3 separate regions of the Homo sapiens genome follow, and all the other regions are linked to region 1. Evidence: chromatin contacts called from ENCODE Hi-C or POLR2A ChIA-PET data. All regions are on one chromosome and are shown on one strand. The core of a region is the stretch at or near the end of the contact, and the rest is flanking DNA. Distances in the headings are between cores, read along the strand shown. Region 1 overlaps LOC105377921 (a long non-coding RNA gene). Region 2 overlaps LOC105377923 (a long non-coding RNA gene). Region 3 has its middle 160 kb from the start of LINC02836.

Region 1 (5,062 bases), core at 1,417-3,916:
CCTCTTGATACATATACAAACATACATACGTGTGTGTGTGTGTGTGTGTGTGTGTGTGTGTGTACACTATAAATACTGCCTAAAATGTTTAGGTCTGATCTCTAATGTACTGATCTCTAATGTACAGAGGAGTAGTATGGGGTAGAAAGTAGGGCATGGTGTTTGGAACCAAATATCCGAGGTTTGAGTTTTTGTTTAGCTGCTTGCCGTTTTCCTTGACCAAAATTTTCTGAGTTTCAATTTTCCTATTTTTGAAACTGTCGTGATAATAGAAAAGTGACAACTTGCGGTGTTCTGTAAAGTCTAGGCAAATTATATACCATCAGTAAACATTTTATCACTAGTTTTATAGCTCTCATTCAAATGCTTCCACGATCCCACCAAGATTCATGAATATCATCATCCCTTCAATTATTTAGTAGATGATAAAATGAGCATTAAGAAAAATCCCTTTGCATGAGCCAAGAATTCCTGGCTGTGCTGTTTATGTTTATTCACTGATTTTTCAATAATTAGGAGAGCAGGAATAACAAAAACACCAATAAAAAGAACTCAGCTTAGTAAAAGTAAGGTAGCCAGAAAACCAATTTCAATGTGTATTTTTATACCTCAGAAAAACCAATTCGCTTTGTAAATGGTGTGTCGGGACCATCCCTAAGGGTCATTGTCCTAGACCAATGGTATTAACTATCAGTCTATGTTCAGAACTGGAAATAGAAATACCTCCAGGTATTTGAAGAAGAAAAGGATTTAACTCAGGGAAATAGGCCCTTTAAAAATTACTGGAAGAGCTGTAGGCACCACTGAAATTTTTGAGTTTAAGGACAAACTGCTAGTGCTTCTTCAGCAGCTTCTTCAACACCCACCCTCCTCTCCACAGCTTTGTCAGCAGAAAAAAAAAAAAAAAAGGAAAAAACCAAAACTACAGATCATCTCTACTAATGCCTGTAGACAAAAGGATAGATGATGAGAACTTGCAATGTGTTACAAGATCAAATGTTCAAGGTGTAAGGGATGAGCTCATGATAGTTGGGTTTTAGCTCCTGAGGCTGATAGGGCTGTTTTGTGTTCAGGTGATCAGGAAAAACAAACAGAGTCACTTTCTTCATTTATGAACCTGCAAACCAGAGACTCTAAGGTTTGATATAAACATTCTGCCTAGTCAGTATATAATGTTGACAAAGATGAAAAAAATGTTAAGCCAGAGATAAAACAAAAATATTTTTACCACTATAGAGAGAAACAAAGGAATAATCATTTAACCGCCATTTTCCCCTTACATTATAGGAATTTCCATACCAGCAATTTTGGTGGCCATTAAAGTGAAGTTGAGGGAACTGGATAGAAGAGAATTACCCTGACTTTACACTGGAAAGTACCCTTAGCATTGTTCTAGATGGTGACCTAGAGAGTGCCTGATTCATGCAGCTTTATGTGAGTTGAAATTGAAAGTTGGCTCTGAAATCACAAGTTTTACAAAATTCACTCAATGGAATCTTAAATGATAATAGCAAAAATTTCTCTGCATCTTTTGCATAGATGTTTCCTATAATTTTAGTGTCAAGACATATGTTCTAATAATGTTTCTTCACTGGTATCCTCTCCCCTGAAGTTTGACACTCTTGTACTTAGTTTTCCTCCTGGAGTCCCAGGCAAATAATTACTATTTTTTTTTTTTTTGGTTGGCAGACGTTATTTGAACTGCCATCCCTATTATGAGATTCAGGTGAGAACAGGCTTGGGCAGGGAGGGAAGCACATACGTGCATAAATGTGCCATATCGCCATGTTCTTGTTGCAAATCCTTTAAGTGACGGCAACGGAGCCAAGGACTGACTGGGAGGTCAGTCACACACCCTCACAATCTGGTGCACTGGCATCCGTTGTGCTCAGAGTGGTTTGTTTCTGACAGTTACGGCAGCTGGATCAACACTTATTTTTTCATAATGACTCAGATCTTCATGTTCTGTTGCTTTGGGGTAATACCTATGACAAATATTAGGATGTGATGGTGCTGGGCTAGGAAGAGTGGACGTGACAACGAGCACTCACTCTAGGACGTAGTATCTGAAGGCTTCAACTCTGAAAGTCTAGTGACTCAGCTACTCAAAATCCTACATGTCACATTTCTATAAACATCCAACATCTGCTCCTATAATATATATGAGGGGATGTCATAAAAGTTGGATTTTATGACAAAAGTTTTGTTGTCTAGAGAGTCTCTCTGATGAAACCGTGAGGCATAGTTGTGATCAGTTTTAAGAACAGATGGCATTTTTGTTGGTTGTTCACATCTGTTGAGACTTAATGATATGCTAGGCACCCCCCTATAGGTTTATGTAGGACAACTCTACGAGGTAGGCAGTATTATTATTATTATTACCATTTTATAATGGAAATGGACACACAGAAGGGTTAAGTAATTTGTCCAAGGTCAAACAGCTTCAACAGAATCATCTAAATCCCAGAAATTGGGATCAGGTTCCTCTGTGGGACTTCTGTTCATGTTACCTTCATCATTCTGGTCACTCAGCCTCAAAACGTTAGATCTTGGAGGGACCTGAGAAGTTATAGAGGAACACATTCATTGTAGGGATGAGGAAAACAAAGCTAAGAGAGCATTAAATATCTGTCCTGAGGATCTACAACTGGATTGTGGCAAAACCAAGACTAGCCAATGTTGTTTTTGTCTCTTACATCACACTCTGGCTTTTCTCTGCCCATTGTTCTTTATTGCTAATGAATCACCAGTCTTATTCACTTCCTTCTTAACTTTTCTGATCTCTGCCCCTTCCTTCCTATCCCCCAATTCAGGTTCTGGTTACTCTTTGCCTGGACAACTACAGCAGTCCTGTGGCTTCAGGACTGCCCATCTTTTTTTTTTTTTCCAAGTAGATTGAAATTGGAGCAAAAGTAATTAGTAATTATAAAATCACCTTTTAAGAAATGTTATATTTATTCCATTCAGTCATTTCTCAAATGTTGCCAAATTTCTCCTTTGTAATTGCTAATTGTTATTTTAAAAACGTCCACCTTAAACATTATTAGTGCTTAGCTCTCCCTTGTAATTAGATGCAATTATCAGAACATAGTTTATATTAACCTGGGTTTGTGTGTTGTGCTGTGTGAGCCATACTTCCTACTGACTTGTTCCTGTCCCCGATAAAAATTCCTTCCTTTATTTTCGCATAATCTTAAAATTTTTTTTAAAAAGAAAGCATGTTCATTATAGAAAAACCCAGTGCATATAAATAATTACAGAAGAAAAATCTCAAAACACTTAGACTCTTATTCATCCAAATCAAGGTTAACACATTGCTGTGTATTATTTCTCTTTTATGTGTAGATTTTTCTTTTTTAATGTGCAAATTTAGGAAAAGAACTAATATTCCTCTTTGTTAAAATGTGGATAATAATACCTCTATCACAAATTTCTTGGAAGAATAACATGAGAATATATATGAATGACATGGACAGGAGGCAGGGAAATACTGGGTAGAAGAGGGTGGTTCCTCGGCAAAGGCACCACCCTCAAGCCTGGAAACCTGTGGCCCTAAATGGGAATGGGCATTCCTGTTTTTGTGTCCAAATGTTGCCTTTTGGCCTGCCACACCCCCCCATCCTGTACCTATATAAACCCCAAACCCCAGGCTCCACAAGCAGAAGAGCAAAGGAGCAAAACAGTGGCAGAGTGGCACAGCAGAGAAGGAAAGAACAGAAAGAGCGTCTGAATGTCGAGAGGAGTTCGGCTGGGAACAGAGAGGAGATTGGTCACAGGACAGCCAAACTCCAGGGGAGGATTATCTTCCCACTCCATCCCCTTTCCAGCTCCCCATCCATCCCACTGAGAGCCACCCCCATCACTCAGTAAAATCCTCACATTCACCATTCTTCAAGTCCATGTGACCTGATTCTTTCTGGATGCTGGATAAGGAGTCGAGTACCAAGAGGGCAGAGGGCAGGGTGTAAAAGGCTGTCACCCTGACCCTCCGCTAAGCTGGTTTAACACTCAGCTGTCCGTGGATGGCAACTGCTAAAAGAATATTAATTGTAACACACCCTTAGATGCTACCATGGGGCCAGAGCCCAAAAACGCTTGCCCTGACTCCTGCACCTGCCCGTCTGCATGCTACCCCTCCCATAAGGCATTTCAGTGCATGGTGACCCGAGCAAATGAGCCACACCCTTATTGCAATTTCTCCAAGGGGATTGGGGAACTCTCCCATTCTATGAATATACTTGGCACGTAGAAATTGCCCAACATATGGTAGATATGAGCTGTTTTTATATTCAACTCTTCAAACTCCTGGAATTAGTTTTGATGTCAAGTTTGAAATAGGGATATGATTTCATTTTTCCCCCAGTGGTTAAGTAATTGCTTCACTTTTTCAAAATTAAAGTTTTAATTTAGAGATAACTGTAGATTCACATACGGTTGTAACAAATTATACAGTGAGATCCTGTGTACCCCTTACCTAGTTTCCCCCAGTGATAACATCTTGCAAAACTATAGAACGATGTGAACCAGGATGTTGACACTGGTACAGTTAAGATACAGAACATCTCTGCCCCACAAGGATCCCTCTTGTTTGCTGCCCTTTATAGTCACATCCAATTCCCTCCTGCCCCCACCCACCTTCTTAACCACTTGTAACCACTAATCTGTTCTACATTTCTATAATTTAGCCATTTCAAGAATATTATAGAAATGAATCATATAGTATATAACACTTTTGATTGTTTTTTTCTGCTTAGCATAATTATCTGGCGATTAATTCAACCTTTTGCTGTATCAACAATTCTTTCTTTTATAGATTAACTTAGAGAGAATAGGTCCATTTAGGAGAGGCCATAATGTCTCCATCAATTAGTCTTTTTAAAAGTCCCATGGAAATGTTTTGCTGTTTTCTTTATTGAGTTCTTATAAGTTTTTTAAAATTTTATTTTTATATAACATATACAAATAAATGTGTTATGGATCTACCCAACTTTTAAAATGCATGGGAAATATACTTGTTGAGCATGGTTCTCAAAAGGTCTTGGATTTAAAAAGTATCCTTTTC
Region 2 (5,062 bases), core at 1,362-3,861, 410 kb after region 1:
GAGAGAGAGAGAGGGAAACTTTGCAAAACAATGTTAAATAAAACTATTTCAAGACCTCCTTGTTGAACACTCAAACAACAAGGAAAGTCAGAATTGTTTGGAAAACACTTTATCAGTTCTAATCCCTTCACATTCTCTATTCCACTCTCCTGCCTCAGAGCTTTTCCTCTACAGTTTTAATCGCCTACAGTGCTTTTTCTTCTCCTTACAAACTTTCTTCATCGCCAATTATCCTGGGTGTCTTTTACGTCTTTCTTTCCTGGACTTCTACTACTGACACTCCCCTACGGCATCACACTATTAACTGACACTTCAATATGCTTTATATTTTTTACTGCTAAGATTTTAAGCTCTGTGAGGCAGAACTTAAACTATAGATATATAAGAAAATTCCAAGCACATAATAGCTACTCAATAAATAATCATCAGTTGATTAGTCAACTATATAAAACTATACTTGAATTGAATGAACAAGGGTAAGAAAGCCTTCATGTTACTTAATTTAAATGAAGCTGAATATAATTAGAATTAATCAGATTGGCAATAGACACCTGGCCTAAGATCAAGAGATCTGGGGGTTTCACAGTATTTGGTTACTCTTTTTTTGTTCAGTTTCCCCTTCCAGTTCGCTAAAAAACAAACAAAAAAAAATTATAAAAGGTTCTTTTCAGAATGTTTCTGTACCCACAAATTTTATCAGTATTAGTAACAACCCGATGAGCACAATCAGATGGGAGCTATAAATAAAAGGAACAGTCTAATAAGAATTCACAGGCACGTGTCTATCATCTAAGAAGACATAGCTCAACTTGAAACCCTGTCTACACATGACTCCATGGCTGACCCCAAAAAGCCCAAAATTAATTTAAAAATTTCCCATCCTCTTTCCTTTTTGATATTTTATAAATATGATGCTAAATCTTTAAAATCCACTAAAAGTCCCATCTCTTCCATGAATCTTTCCTCTACGGAAAATCACCACTCCTCTCGTCTGTAAACTGCAATTAAACTGAGATTTCAAACCACCTCAAAGGGTATTCGTTCTCATAAATGCTTTGTGTTCTTATCTTATCTCTCCAGCTAGATTTAAAACCTTTGATATATCTATACAAGCCTAGGTACACAGACACACAGAGAAATTTGCTAATCAAGCCGAACAATTTTAGTTACAGTTCAAGAAAGATGATATTTGCTCAAGTGTAGTCGGATAGGAAGTTTTAGCACTGAATTAAAGTCCTAAATAAGAAAGGTAGAAGATTAGGAAATGCTGAATGCAAATAATGAATTGTTTTGTATCTCAAAAATGTTTGGGTCCATAGATTTTTCTGAAACTCATGGGACATCAATTTTAAATGCATATGCTTATGAACGTGACATCTTCTGGGTTGAAGCATCAGCTCATAAGAAGGCACATGGTCTCTACTTATAGACTAGACTCAGAGAGTCTAATAAATTCAATTCGGAGTTATTCTTTTCCAAAATCAAATGCCAAATCTTTTAACACTGGCCAGTCCTCATAAAACAGTCTATCAAACATAATGGAAAATTTTTTAAAGTTCCTGGAATAAATGTCACTCCGACTATATTTTTTTCTTATCCAATGGGAAAACAGCACAAGACTCAATTTTATTAGAAAACTGTAGCATTCCAAATTTCATCATAGTCAACTCATTCTTAGCACCCAGACCCAGTCCCATGCACGTCACCCTACCACCCTCACTCCCCAGTTCCCAGTGATAGGCAAAAAAAAAAAAAGAAAAAAAAAAAGAACTTCACCCAAGTTCTGCTGACGTCAATAGGGTGTTTGCGTGCAAAGTCTGGTGGATGGATTGAAGACAGTGTGTTGTAACTTTTCTTAAGGCCCCAATTATTCAAAGAAACCTCACTTCTAAAGGGAAGTATCAAAAATCCAGAACTCTCTTTCAAGGAAAAAGCAGCAAGTAAATCTCAAAAGAATTAATAATGGATAATGCCCTAAACCTCATAGTAATAACAAACGGTGATCATACATCCTTAGGGAAAAAAATGCAAAGGAAAAAAGCATAACTAAGAAGAGAATCATAAGTATCCACAATTGCTTATATTTGAGGCTTTTTGTTTTTTGTTTCTTAAACATTTTCAGTTATGTCAAATACCATCTGCAAATGTAAGTTCTCAGAGTTTTCTGACTATGGTACTGAACATTCAGATACTGTAAAGAGCCATTTGCTCAAGATAATAATTAATATTTATTCCAAAATAATAAACGTGAGATGCTGGACTTCGTGCTACACAGTGGGGAACAAAGAGTACCTAAAAAAAAAAAACAACTAAATTTGAAGAGAAATGTTCTTGCTCTCAAACATTTACAATCGAGTTAGAATAACAGGTATAACATATTCTGCCTTGTTTTCACATACATTTGCTACATGTCTGATACATATATGAAATAATGGAATAAAGCTTTAAACAGCAATCAATCAATAAAAGCAATGAAGTTCCATGTGTACTGGATGGGTGTGGCCAATCCAAGTGCATCCTAAGAAGTGTGAGCAGAGATAAGTAGGTATCTGGGGCAAGGGTGATTTGCCCCCAAGGAAACATTTTTTTGGCCAATTCTTAAGACTGTTTATTTCCTGCACTATACTTCATCACAAGACGGCAGACTGGAAAAATATCTCCACGACTTGGAACTGTTCTTGTTTACAAAGCTGTGTCAACTATAAGTTCAAAATAAGGGCATACTTCTTTTTCAATTTCTATATGAAAAGAAATCCTTTCATTCCAGGAAAGATAGCATTACCCAAATGAATCACAAAATTGTTCCTTTGACACACTTCAGATTTGTGGTTGTTAGAAACAACTCTCAAATAGAAAACACTGTCTAATTGTCAGTAGCTTGTTCCTCTGAGTCTTTTATTAGGGTTGGTACAGACCAGCTGACAAGTTATTTCAATTCATTTCAGTTCTATAAACCATCTGTAAAGAGCTGTTCTCAGGGCTGAAATGATACAAAAAAGGAAGAACAAAGAGTTGCTACCCCATCTCTCCGGTGGACTCACTCGCACAGAATGATGTTAATAACCCCACAGCAGCAGGGACAGAAATACAGCCAGTCTGGTTATCTTAACCTTTATAGCTTGCTTTTTTTCATGCGCAAAAATTCCATTAGTGGAGCTGAGCATTTTATTTAGCATTTGAATTTTACTACTTTTGTCTTAAAGGGCAAACCCAACTACATAGGCATGACTTTTTTTCTTTGAAGTCCCAGAGCACTCTACCTAGAACTCTCATAAGACACTTACGTTCTCTACCCAACCTGACAGTTGTTTCAGGTAAGTGGTATGTTTGCTTGTTCAGATGCCTCCCGCTGAGGAAGTAACTCAGTAAAGAGTTAACCACTCACTGCCTGGCACAGTGAATGAATGAATCAATGGAGAATAGATTCTATGCTCTCTGGGGGCAGAGTGCATATCTAATTATTCATTGTATGCCCCAAAATACACAACAGGGTTTCAGTAAATAGGTGTTATATCACTGAACTGAATCACCATATCTTAGAGTCAGTGCAGCCATATGCAGATATCCCTTCTGCAGCATCTATTATGGGTGACCACTCAACATCTCTTGGAATGCTTCCAGTGACAGTGCTCAGTACTTCTGCTGCAATTTCAACCCTTAGGTTAACATGACAAACAAAAAAGAATTAATCATATCTTCATCTAGATATAGTGCTGTTCAAGCAAATTAAAATATATTAATTATTCTTGCCTTCCTTTTTTTTTTTTTTTTTGAGATAGGGTCTTGCTCTGTTGCCCAGGCTGGAGTGCAGTAGTGCAATCTCAGCTCATTACAACCTCTGCCTCCTGGGTTCAAGTGATTTTCCTGCCTCAGCCTCCCAAGTAGCTGGGATTACAGGTGCGTGCCAGCATACCCGGCTAATTTCTTGTATTTTTAGTAGAGACAGGGTTTCACCATGTTGGCCAGGCTGGTCTTGAACTTCTAACCTCAAGTGATTTGCCCGCCTTGGCCTCCCAAAGTGCTGGGATTACAGGTGTGAGCCACTGTGCCTAGCCTATCCTTGCCTTTCTAAAGATTGCATTTTCTAGCAGAGTATCATTGCTGAGCCCAACTCAATGTCCCCAGGTGTCTGTTTGTAAGAGTTGATCACCTGTGACAGTGCGCTTCACAACACAGATTTGACTTCCACCGCAGACTGTCCAAAATTTCAATTGTCGGTACCCCAGAATCACCTACGAGCCTTGTAAAAATACGAATGCCAGACTCTGCTTCTGACTCACTGCATCAAAGTATCTAGGGGTGAGGTCTGGGTATATAATTTATCTAACTAGGGTTGAAAAATGCTGAGATAAGGACATTTTTGCTTTAAAGCTCAAGAAAGAGAGACATTTTTGTGCCAGGAATCCTTCAGTCTTGAGTGAGAGAATCAAGGGCATGGAGGGGAAGAAAGATGTGGAGACATTTCCTTGTCCAGCTCCACAGACTTTTTGGGCTTCTACGAGGGAAGCAATCAGTGAGAGTTGAGAGGGCCCATGAATCTGTAGGCCATACAGCTCCAGGGCTAGAAGGACAGCAAGCATGGTGATGCAGCCCAGATGGTCAGGTTCTCAGGGAGGGCAACAACAGCCACAGCCACCAGACACCCTCAAGCAACAAGAAGAGCCAGGGTGGGAGAATCAGAACGGGCCAGAGGTCACAAGGTGGCTGTGGTTAATAGACCGACTTGAGCACATGGCAGACACCCTGCCTGGGGACTTCCAGACTAATTCAAGAGGAGGACTCTACAGGGAGATTCATTCACTCATTAGAACACTACAGGGAGATTCATTCATTCATTTAATACATACTTATTGAGCACCTACTCTCAGCCAGGCTCTCTTAGAAGTTCCAAGATTACAGGAGATAGGAATAAATGTAGAATCTCACTTAGGAAACCTGAGTTCTTAGTGCTCATGTGACCCACAAGGCTCCAACTAGCAAAGTCCTGAGGCATTAGGAATAGAACTTGAATACATAACGTGGAATTAGGTATACACGAAGAGATAAGGGTGAGTATCTCCTT
Region 3 (5,062 bases), core at 994-3,493, 330 kb after region 1:
AATGAGCTTATTTTTTAATGAATTAATAAAAGTATAGGCCATCACCCTATTAAATTACAAGTTCTTGAAAGATCTTTGCCTACTTTACCTTTGTGTCCTAAAAACTGATAAATGAATGAATGAATGCTGAATGCCAAAATAATGATTTAGACATAAACTGTATAGGAGTCCAGAGGAAACACCTATCCTGGGGAAATTTGATGAAGAAAGTGAGATTTGAGGTGGTGCTTGAAGACAGGGGAAGGCTTCCACCAGGAAAATAAAACTAGAATGGACCCTTCCAGTGGGGAAATAACATGATCAAATGCACAGAATCAGGAATTTTTAAAGTGTACTTAAAAAAAACTCATAGAAAGATTAATGCTAAAGCTGGCATTAGTAAGATTCCTATGAGGAGGTGCAAACGAGCAGATAAAGAAATCTGGACATTTTGGTAACGTTTTCTTTGTAGACTTAATTTGAAGAAATGATCATATAAAGCCTGTTGGTTCCTGATGATGAGGAAAGAACTATTAACACTCTGTAGCTGACTTCACACTGTGAACACTTGGCACTGAAGCTGAAAACTAAGCTAGAATTCAGTAGGGAGGGGTAGTAAATGAAGGTCACTTCCTACACAGATCAAGCCAACCCCAGTTTTGTGTTAAAAGGCTAAATGTTTAGCTAGCAAATACAGAGCACACTTTCCTGAAAATAACAAGTTTAGTGTTGAGATGTTTACAGTTTTTCTAAAATTGCATTTTGATTTTGTAAAAACTTGATTAAAACAAGGTCACTAGATGTCATAAAAATGACATCTAGATTTTTTTTAAATCTCACAAAATAATTATTTGAAACAAACGTGTTAGGCATTTCAAAGTAATTTTTTCTACTAAGCGAGCACCTCTACTTTATAAGTTATATAAAGAATACTATTTTGTATGAATTATTTATATAAGAATTATATGAGAATAATATTTTCCTAAGACATACACTACAGTTTCCATCTCCACACAAAGTTTTACAGAAGTCTTCATTTTGAAGATTCAAAATATTTTAAACTGGTCAAATATTTAAAACTGTATAAATAATTCTATAGAACAGTCAAGTTTGCTTTCAGCATGTTTCTAATACATTGCTAGTTGGCCAAAAACAAAGCAAAAAACAGAAAGCAGAAAAGGCTAACAAACTCCGTGGAGTAGATTTGAAAGTTAAAGAGGCAGAGCCATGATCTCAATTTGAGAAAGGAGGAGGTAGGATGAACATACCACTCCTAGTGGCAGCCATTATCCAAGCAACTAATCTTGCTAATCTGTCTAGTATGTTCTATTTGTTTTGTGTTTGTTTTGATAAAGTAACAACAACAAGAAATGAGGATGGAGTTGTTTAGGTGAAATATGAAGCCTTATGGAAATAGATGCAGATTTGCTACCAGTAGCTGAATAATAGAATTGTGAACTTGTGAATTTTCTTTAGCATATTTTATACATAGAAAATAGTCATTACATATTTAACAATTAAGGAAAACATTTCCTGCATAGCATCATACGTTATAGACATTTTCTTATAAACAACTAATCAAAACACTATTTTGTTAGAGGCCCTGAATCCATAAAGAAAAATAAGCTTATAAAGTCTTTTGTCCTATAATCCCCTCAATGTAATGGAATCTTTTCTCTAAGTTTTCATGGAGTGCTTCTTTTTAATTTTAAGTAACCATACATATTTTATAAGCAAACATATGCTATTTTTCCAAATCAAAAGACTTTGCAAGTTTTTCCTAGATTAAAACAACAACTCTGCCTCTCTGCACTGGCATCCATCTGTGTTGGTATGTGTTGTACACACACGTGCACACACACACACACACACACACACACCATGACACACAGGCAGCAGAGGGAGGCTGGAAAGATCTGTGGAAGGAGAATCAGAAACCTCAGGAACCTGTTATGATTCTGTTTACCTAATTGTGAGACATGAGCAAAGTCACTTAAATTTTCCTGAACCCCAATTTTCTTTTTCATAAATTGTTTATAATAATAACATCTCTGCCTGCCTCAGCAGATCAGGGCGATACTCTAAAAAGATGACATATAGGAAAATACTTTGTATGAAGACATGATTTTCACAAATATTTAAGTACATTTCTTATGCTGTAAAGGCTCAGTTTCAATAACAGCTATCTTTGTTAAGCAAAAGTTGAGTTATGAAACTAAAAGTACAACTTTCCAAATGATGTGGGATTTCCTGTTCTGTGTTTTACAGGGCCTTGTCCCAGATGGGCAACTATTTATTACCATATGACCAAGCCAAGCTTTGATTACAGTTATTAGGGCATGAAAATATTGGCTAAGCCAAGGTCCCTGTTGTGAAAGATAAGGAGCATGAAAATCTAAGAAGTCATGGGCATGATCCTTCACTCATGGGTTCTAATAGTTAAGAAGGCTGAGGGTAATTTAAAAAAAAATGAATAGAGCTAAAAATAGGAGGTTAAATATTACCTTATTGATGAACGTACCAACTAGACTTCCCTGCTGATATTAGGAGGTCATGCTGAGGCCTGGACTTTGATGCAATCGCAGGGCTGACCCAAGGCATGAGAGAAGGAAAGCAGGTTCTCCTCCCTGGGGCACCACCCGTTTGTGCTGTTGGGCTCAATTTCAGGTGCCTGCCTGCCCCACTGCCCTGGCCCAATACCTGTGTGATGCCCAAGGCCTGAGATGGAACCTCCCTCTAGAACCTTGCCCCTCTCGATGCTTTCAGACTTACCTTCACTCTCAAAGGGTTTCTCATGTCTGTGAAATTGCTACTTCTGGAGGCAGGCTTCCTGTGCTTCCTGTAGGTGACAGTCAATTGATCAATTGAATCCAAGGGTCTCACACTGAAATGACCACCAGGGCCAGGCAGAAAAAGTAAACAGTAAAATGGGCCAGGTGGGTTCTGTCACCATGGAGAGTGCCTGAACCATTGCATGGGAACAACGACCTCTGAGCTTCAGCTAGGTGTGACCTTATAGAAATAGAGATCCCAGTGTGGCTAGAAATTTTCATGAAAAACTGGAAATCTAAATTTTTATTTAAGATCTTGACTTTACATGTGTTGCCAACTAAATCAAAGTTATGTTCTTAGTTTTTAAATATGAGTTTGTTTTAAACTGGAAGTAGACAAAATAAAACATATCAACAGGTCATATTCAGCCAACAGGCAGCCACATTTTCTCCTCTTATTTAATGGGTGCAAAAGGGAGAAATGCTAAAGGAGGACAGAGTCCTCCTTGCCCCACCAGTTAACACATATGCCTTATAGGAACAGCCTGTTGGTGCCCCATTTTTCTTTGTTGTAAATCAAAAGGATCCAAGGATCCAAGAGTCTCACGCTGAAATGACTACACACTGCCTGACCCCTGCAGTCATGTCAGTGGGAGACCCTTGGATTCAAACCATCAGTCGACTGTTACCTGTAGGAGGCACAGGAAACTTGCACCCAGAAGCAGCAATTTCACTGACATGAGAAACCCTTTGAGAGTGAAGGGAAGTTTGAATCTAGTTCAGACTAGATTGGAGGAAAAGGTGATGCATGGCACCTGTGCAGAGGAGGAAAAATTGCTGGAACTGGGTCCTAAAAACTCCCTCTCATCTGCAATACGGACAAATCCAGCTAACCCTGCCCTGAAATGTTCTTTTGCACTGTAGCAACAGCAGACACCTATTGGTGCCCCACGGATGCTTCCAGTCCCTCCCCCAGGCATTCTGACAGTCTAGAGTCTCCAGTGAAGGGAGAAGAATGTACACCAGAGGGCAGGAAGTCGACACACAAGCCCAATGCCCAGATGAGGAAGTCATTTGCCCAGATAGGTCATTTGGCAAGTTGCTAACAAAAGATCGACACAGAGTTCATTTCCACTTAATCCAAAAGATTGTCACTAATTCAGAGAATCCTGTTTACCCTAGGAGGGACTTGGAGATCATCTTCCCTTGCCTCCCCATTTTTCAGATGGGAAGATCAATGCCTACAGAGTCTTCTAAACTCAGCAATATCAATATCACCTGCATTGCTTACTGTTCAGGACCAATGCATCGGGAAAATGTTTTCCTACCACCTAGCCTCCTCTATGTAAGTGCAGTTTGCTATACACGGCAGACCAGGCACTTCTCAGAAATGGGAAGGTCAAGTGATATTATCAGTGGTCAATATATCACTCTATTGCTGACTATAATATGAACACCCAATAATTGTCTCCATTTCAACCAGGAAACTGGTTGGGTGTGACAAATGTGCCCTTGTTACTCCAGAGGTCTCTGAAAAGCTTTGCTCTGCCATTCATGGCTTTTGAAAACCAGAAAATGACTCAGTTGGATTTGATTTAATTACCTTACAGAAACCACCTTTGAGGGCCAGACACGGTGGCTCACACCTGTAATCCCAGCACTTTGGGAGGCCGAGGTGGGCAGATCACCTGAGGTCAGGAGTTCGAGACCAGCCTGACCAACATGGAGAAAATACAAAAATTACAAAAATTAGCTGGGTGTGGTGGCACATGCCTGTAATCCCAGCTACTCATGAGGCTGAGGTAGGAGAATTGCTTGAACCCAGGAGGTGGAGGTTCCAGTGAGCTGAAATAGCACCATTGCACTCCAGCCTGCACAACAAGAGCAAAACTCCATCTCAAAAAAAAAAAAAAAAGAAAGAAAGAAAGAAAGAAACCACCTTTGAAACCAGTGAGCCTGTGAATGGCAAAGGGGAACTCCAGCAGTTTGGAAGGAGGCAGGAACAGGCTTTCTCTAAAGAGAGCCAGTCTGTCTGTGACCACGGAGAAAGCAAGGTCTAAAGTTCAGGGACCAGTTCATGAGATCTGCCTGGCAGTGCTGCTGCGGCTGGGGAAGGAGCCACTCTTCTTATGTAATGGGAAGGAGGCTTACAACACAGGCCACCAGGAGTGGCTCCCAGTGAAAGCGACCTGTGCTCTACAGTGGCTGTCTGCCATGGGAACTGGTTTCACAGTCAGGTCCTGCTGTGTTGGCATCACGTTTCACGAGGAGGGCTTTAGAGATCTTTCATTATTATTCCAGAAAGAAAGATT

What was found. A loop is a pair of places that touch in the nucleus more often than their neighbours do. ChIA-PET counts read pairs that join two places held with the same protein, here RNA polymerase II (POLR2A). Pooled maps may share reads with other maps.
Region 2: a pooled map shows a loop between it and region 1 (2.2-fold over the local background). The contact joins two enhancer-like sites. A Hi-C loop is called at or near these places in 2 of 50 pooled maps. POLR2A ChIA-PET finds 5 or more read pairs at or near these places in 3 of 52 experiments (GM10248, GM12878 and activated CD4-positive, alpha-beta T cell).
Region 3: a loop to region 1 is called in a pooled map, with 3 times the contacts of the local background. The contact joins two enhancer-like sites. A Hi-C loop is called at or near these places in 1 of 37 single-sample maps with no recorded cell type and 4 of 50 pooled maps. POLR2A ChIA-PET finds 5 or more read pairs at or near these places in 1 of 52 experiments (activated CD4-positive, alpha-beta T cell).

What each region holds. Positions count from the first base shown.
Region 1 is chr6:105,457,350-105,462,411 of GRCh38, forward strand. The region is part of intron 1 of LOC105377921 (a long non-coding RNA gene); the gene reads left to right. Among named protein-coding and RNA genes, the nearest start is that of PREP, 57 kb to the left of the region's middle. RefSeq lists enhancers at 1,858-2,127, 2,138-2,197. Within about 2 kb of position 2,667, at least 5 of the 41 ENCODE cell types and tissues checked have a DNase peak (open chromatin) inside an H3K27ac peak, as active enhancers do.
Region 2 is chr6:105,870,685-105,875,746 of GRCh38, forward strand. All of the region lies in intron 2 of LOC105377923 (a long non-coding RNA gene), which reads right to left. Among named protein-coding and RNA genes, the nearest start is that of PRDM1, 210 kb to the right of the region's middle. Within about 2 kb of position 2,612, at least 3 of the 41 ENCODE cell types and tissues checked have a DNase peak (open chromatin) inside an H3K27ac peak, as active enhancers do.
Region 3 is chr6:105,789,553-105,794,614 of GRCh38, forward strand. No RefSeq gene overlaps it. Among named protein-coding and RNA genes, the nearest start is that of LINC02836, 160 kb to the left of the region's middle. Within about 2 kb of position 2,244, at least 3 of the 41 ENCODE cell types and tissues checked have a DNase peak (open chromatin) inside an H3K27ac peak, as active enhancers do.